2 separate regions of the Mus musculus genome follow, and region 1 is linked to region 2. Evidence: chromatin contacts called from ENCODE Hi-C or POLR2A ChIA-PET data. All regions are on one chromosome and are shown on one strand. The core of a region is the stretch at or near the end of the contact, and the rest is flanking DNA. Distances in the headings are between cores, read along the strand shown. Region 1 has its middle 21 kb from the start of Gm46023. Region 2 holds the start of Ccnd1 (cyclin D1).

Region 1 (2,700 bases), core at 96-2,595, 110 kb before region 2:
CTAGGAGAATGGCCCTGCCAGCCTTATTCACTTGGGTTCTGGAGATTTGAATTCAGGTCCCCATGCGTATACAGCAAGCATTCTACCAAACGAGCCTTCTCCTCAGCCCTGGGAAGTTAATCTTTAAACAGATGGAGTCACCACTATGGGAGTTCAGATCCAACAAAACAACCAGAGCTGCTTTTAAGGGAGCAGGTGGACCAGGATGGAAAGTGGGGGACTCCATCCAGCCCAGCAGGTAGCAGAGACAGATTCAGCTCCCTCGTGGTGGGGGTCGAGGGTGGGGGTAAGGGGAGGTAGAAGTGGGGTGGATCACCAGTGCTGACCCCCTCTCACGTCCCGAGGGCTGCTGGTCCTGGTCACTGGGCTGGCTCTGAACTTGCTCGTGGGGACCTGCAACCTCTTCCTCAGTGGACAACACTGCCCCGGGTGGGACAGAGTCCAGGCAGGCCCAGCCCTAACCTCAATCACAATGATGACAAAGCCCAGGGGTCCCCTCCCAACACCTGAAACTGTCTTACCTGGGCCCTGAGGCCACAGGTGTTGCAATGATTCCCACCCAAACCCTGGAATGCCAAGTGGCTCGAAAACAATTGGGATTTCCAGAAACTTCGTCAGCAACACCAGCCCTGTCTCCCTCCCCCACCCCCTTCTCTGTGTTTCCTTCATACACACACTTCACTTTTTTAAGAGCGTAGAAAATGGAAAAGCCCTGCATCCCACCTATGTATCTTTGTTTTGTTTTGTTTGGAAGAGAGTCTCATGTAGCCCAGGCTGCCCTTAAATTCTCCAGGTAGCCAAGGATGACTTTGAACTCTGTCCCCATCTTCTAAGAGTTGGGATGATGGATATGCAAGACCACACCCAGTTTATGCAGTGCTGGAGATGGAACCTAAGGATTCTCCACCAGTGTTGAGTGAGCTTCCTACCAGCTGAGTTGAGCCCCACCCCCATCCCAACCGCACTACTGTGCTTAAGCCTGCCATGCCTTGGCCTTTCCCTTTGCATAGCCTGCTGTCCTCTGTCTGTAAAGCTATGGCTGAGCACAGCCTACCTGGAGGGCTGCTTGCAAAACGGCAGACATGGCGTTTGTCCTGTGCTGCGTCCTCTGAGCCTACAGCCCTCTCGTGTGTAGGGATCAACACAGACACTAGTGAAAGTTTACCTCAGGAACCACAGACCGTAAGTGCTGCAGCTCCTTCTCCCTGAGGAGTCCATGGGGCCAGGCTGTAGGAGAAAAGGAAATCTGAGGCCCCCCACATCCTGCCCTCAGGGCCAGCTGGGCTTGTGGATTCCAGAACTTTCTGCAGGAAGCGGAAGGTGCAGAAATAGAAGCACACAGAAAGGCAGTTGCTCCTTTCACCCCAAAAGGAAGGGAAGTGGGGGGCAGGGGCTCAGGGAGGAAGCTGGGGGCAAAGAGAGACTGAAGGAGAGGCAGAGGTAGGTGAGCCTGGGGGCTCTGGGGTACCTGGGTGGTAACCCTGTTTACTCCAATCCCGAGTTCCAGGCAGGAGTGAGGGGGAGAGATTCCAATACTCCCCTTTGCCTGACAAAACTCCAGCAGGCAAGGACTCATGATGTTCTCAGACAGTAACCTGAGGGTGTGCCTTCCAAGGCCGACACCTGAGAAGAGGCAGTGCCTGTTGAGGATCAAGGTTCACACAGTCATGACCATAAGCACTTCCAGCCAGTCCACAAAGCACTTACAGAGGGAAACTGAGGCCAGGAGAGGCAAACAAGACTTGGCTATCCAGTGACGTCATACCCACATCCCCAGGATCCATGGGAAATCAGGCATCAATAGGCCAAGGGACCAGAGCCAGAGACAGTGGCTGGGCAAAGCCAGTAGGCCCCAGACTAGCCCTATACTCTGGAGTCTTGGGGTGCCTACTCCCTCCAGCCTGGACCTTGCCCCAACTTAGATTCATTCAGAATTCCTTCCCTTCCCCTACTCTCACTTCTTTTCACAGGAAGTATGTCAACAGGGTCCATGTCCCATCCCACACCAACAACATCATCAGAGTCCAGACATCAGAAAGTCTGCACGCACCATGGGCAGGCCCAGCACGTTCCTACCTCCCTTAGGAGGCTTAGGACTTCCCTCTATCTTCTGTGCCTGGGTTTGGTCTGGGGCCTTAGAGTTGTCTGAAGGGCAAGGGATTCTATTTCTGCCTGGGCCTCCTAGGGACAGCTTGGTAGGGGGAGCAACCATTGTCCTTCCTAGGAAGCTGAAAACTTCCACTGTGACAACGGTGAAGCAAGCAGCAGGGCCCGGTACCCTCTTCTGAGGAAACATTGTTCCTCAGTTCACACTGCCATGGGCTGCCAGGGTGACCAGGGTGAGGGTTAGGGGCACACTGAACAAGCCCCTCCTCTTAGTGTCTGAGCCATACCTGCAAGGGAGCCAGTCTGTAGATTTGTCTGAGTGAGACTGAGAACTATGGTTAGCCCAGGCTAGCCACAGAGCTTGGCTCTTTAAAGCTAGTTAGGCCAATGTCTTAAAAAAAAAAGTGAGAGAGAGTGGGCCAGCAAGATGGTTCAACAGATAGAAGTTCTTGTCACTATGCCTGCTAATCTGAGTTCAATCATCAGAACCGAACAGTGGGAGGAGAGATCCAACTTCCCCAAGTTGTCTTATAACTGCCACACACGTACAATTAAATGTGATAAAGAAGTTACTAAAAAGGAAAACTATGTTTT
Region 2 (2,700 bases), core at 22-2,521:
TAGCTTGAAGTCGGGTATTGTGAAAACGTTTCCAAAACTAGGGAACTAAATAATGGACGAAGGTGGTGGAACCGCTTTATTCTAAAAATATTTTATTTGAATCTATAAATTATAAACTTAGGAGTCCATTCAGTTAACCACGACCATCTATAGATTCTCTTTAAATATCACCTTATCGGCTCACAAGTTTATCTTGATTCTCACCAGCCGCCCCCCCCCTCCCCCAACTCAAGACTGCAATTCTAAAGGTGGAGAAACACCACCACCCTCAACGAAGCCAATCAAGAAGCTTCCGGTGGTCTGGTTCCTGGAAGGGCGACTAATAACTTGCAGCGATTTACTTTTCTTAATTAAAAAATAAATTAGGAAGGAGCCTATCGTGTCTCAACCTTTTCTTCAACGGTTTATTTTTCTTGGGCAAACCGCCTGCAGTGGAGGAGGGGGATACTGGGGGACCCTGGCCAGGATAAACCGGTCACTGTATGAAGACAAATCTCAGATCCCACCCCACCCCCCCAGCGAGGAGGAATAGATGAAATAATGGCCACCATCTTGAGCTGTTGCTGGAATTTTCGGGGTTTTATTTTATTTTTGAGCGAGCGCATGCTAGGCTGGGGATCCTTTAAAGTTCAGATACCCCTCTGGCCCTTTGCAACCACCCCAGTGCGCCAGGATGGAGCCTGCACGAGAGCTTAGGGCTCGTCTGGCATCTTCGGGTGTTACACAGTTCCTGAATTTTACACGTGTTGATGAAATTGAAAGAAGACAGGGACGCTGGGATTTCTAAGCAATGGGTCCGCCTGTGGGTGCCTCGTGGCGTACTCGGAAACGCACCCATTCTCCCGGTTTAAGAACAGGGTGTCCTTGCACCCCCAGGCTCCCCTTCCATACATTCTTCCTTGGCTTGCGTGTGGCCTGGCCTCCCTCCTAGCTGTCCTCCTGTCCAGAGCCGCCACTACCCCACCTCCACAGGTCTCGGAGGACCCTCTTAGGGAAAGAAGCCCCCCTCCCCCTTGCCCCGCTCTTTCCCAGTTTGGAGAGAAGCAGTCCGAGCGATTTGCATATCTACGAAGGCTGAGGGGGAAGGGTTTGGGCTTGCCCCCCCCCCGCCGCCCCCCCCCCTCACTGCTCCCGAGCCCCCTCCCCCTGCACCCGCCTCGGCCCTCCCCCTCCCCCTTTTCTCTGCCCGGCTTTGATCTCTGCTTAACAACAGTAACGTCACACGGACTACAGGGGAGTTTTGTTGAAGTTGCAAAGTCCTGCAGCCTCCAGAGGGCTGTCGGCGCAGTAGCAGAGAGCTACAGACTCCGCGCGCTCCGGAGACCGGCAGTACAGCGCGAGGCAGCGCGCGTCAGCAGCCGCCACCGGAGCCCAACCGAGACCACAGCCCTCCCCAGACGGCCGCGCCATGGAACACCAGCTCCTGTGCTGCGAAGTGGAGACCATCCGCCGCGCGTACCCTGACACCAATCTCCTCAACGACCGGGTGCTGCGAGCCATGCTCAAGACGGAGGAGACCTGTGCGCCCTCCGTATCTTACTTCAAGTGCGTGCAGAAGGAGATTGTGCCATCCATGCGGAAAATCGTGGCCACCTGGATGCTGGAGGTAAGAGACTTTACAGGCTGCTAGCTTGGGACCCCCTGGCAACTTGTTGCTATCACCAACATCTTCCTCCCTTCTCTTCCCTTCCGTCACGGAGTTTTCCGGGTGCGTTGCTAGGACTCGGTATTCACAAAATAAATAGATTGGGTCCTTTTGAACGAGGAAGGTTTGGGAGTTGGGAAGATGGGAATTCCTTTTCCTGGTGGAGGGCAGTCGGGGAGGGGTGCCTTCGAGGGAGGACGGTGTCAGCGACACCACAGAGGGTGCAGGCTGAGCTTCTGTGGCCCCCGCTTGTGCCCCATTCCTGCAGCGCCTCGGCGGGGGCCGCCCCTGCGCGTTTCGCCAGCTCAAGGGGGGAGGGGGCATAAATTTGATTTTTAAATTAATATCCATGGACACGTATGCAAGGGCCGCTCGTGCCAATATTATGCGCCATCTTTGCTCCTTTATTGCAAAGCAAAAAGTGTTTATTAATAATTGGGGGCAGGGCAGGGAGCGGCAGTAGGGGCGCTGGGACAGGCACGAGGGGCCTCGTGGCGGCCGGGAATCACTAAATAAGACAGTGTGAGGAATATTTGGGGTGGGGGATTCTTTGTTCAAACAGCGGACCTGGGTACCCCGCACACGCTGCCTGGCCCAGAGAAAACGCCAGGCTGCAAGGTCGCGTGGCCCCCTAGTCAATGAGACTGACTGTTGTGCGTGCGGTTCTGGATTTGGAGGAACCTGTCTAGGTCAAACTGGGGGCGGAGGGGGACAAAAGCACATTTTCAGATGTTCAGCAGGAGACTCAGGGGTCCCAAAATATTTTAAAATAATTTTTAAAGTGAGGCATAATGCCCTTGTAGAGGCAAACAGCGCCCGCACCCTGCAAAAGGGGGGCCCCCGGAGTTTGAGTTGCTGGAGCTCACCCCCCGATGTCCACTGAGCTCCTGACCCTCGGCTTGGATCAAGGGTCGTCCGATGGTTATTTTCAGGTCGTTTTTAGGCACCTAGTTATTTTTTAAATATTTTTAAATATTTTTTGAAAAGATGACGTCTGGGAAATGCAGCGCGGCGGCCTGGGACGCCACCATTGTGTCTCGCGTGCGCTCGAGCGG

Evidence for each region. A loop is a pair of places that touch in the nucleus more often than their neighbours do. ChIA-PET counts read pairs that join two places held with the same protein, here RNA polymerase II (POLR2A).
Region 1: a loop to region 2 is called in a map of Patski, with 2.2 times the contacts of the local background. The contact joins the enhancer-like site here to the promoter of Ccnd1 in region 2. A Hi-C loop is called at or near these places in 7 of 37 maps with a recorded cell type or tissue (Patski, heart and left cerebral cortex). POLR2A ChIA-PET finds 5 or more read pairs at or near these places in 2 of 5 experiments (Patski and embryonic stem cell).

What each region holds. Positions count from the first base shown.
Region 1 is chr7:145,046,541-145,049,240 of GRCm38, reverse strand. No RefSeq gene overlaps it. Among named protein-coding and RNA genes, the nearest start is that of Gm46023, 21 kb to the left of the region's middle. Within about 2 kb of position 1,345, at least 1 of the 3 ENCODE cell types and tissues checked has a DNase peak (open chromatin) inside an H3K27ac peak, as active enhancers do; it is heart, where a contact is called at or near this core.
Region 2 is chr7:144,938,402-144,941,101 of GRCm38, reverse strand. It overlaps Ccnd1 (cyclin D1), which reads left to right and starts at 1,271. Exons shown (of 5, transcript NM_007631.3): 1 at 1,271-1,606. The coding sequence starts at 1,409.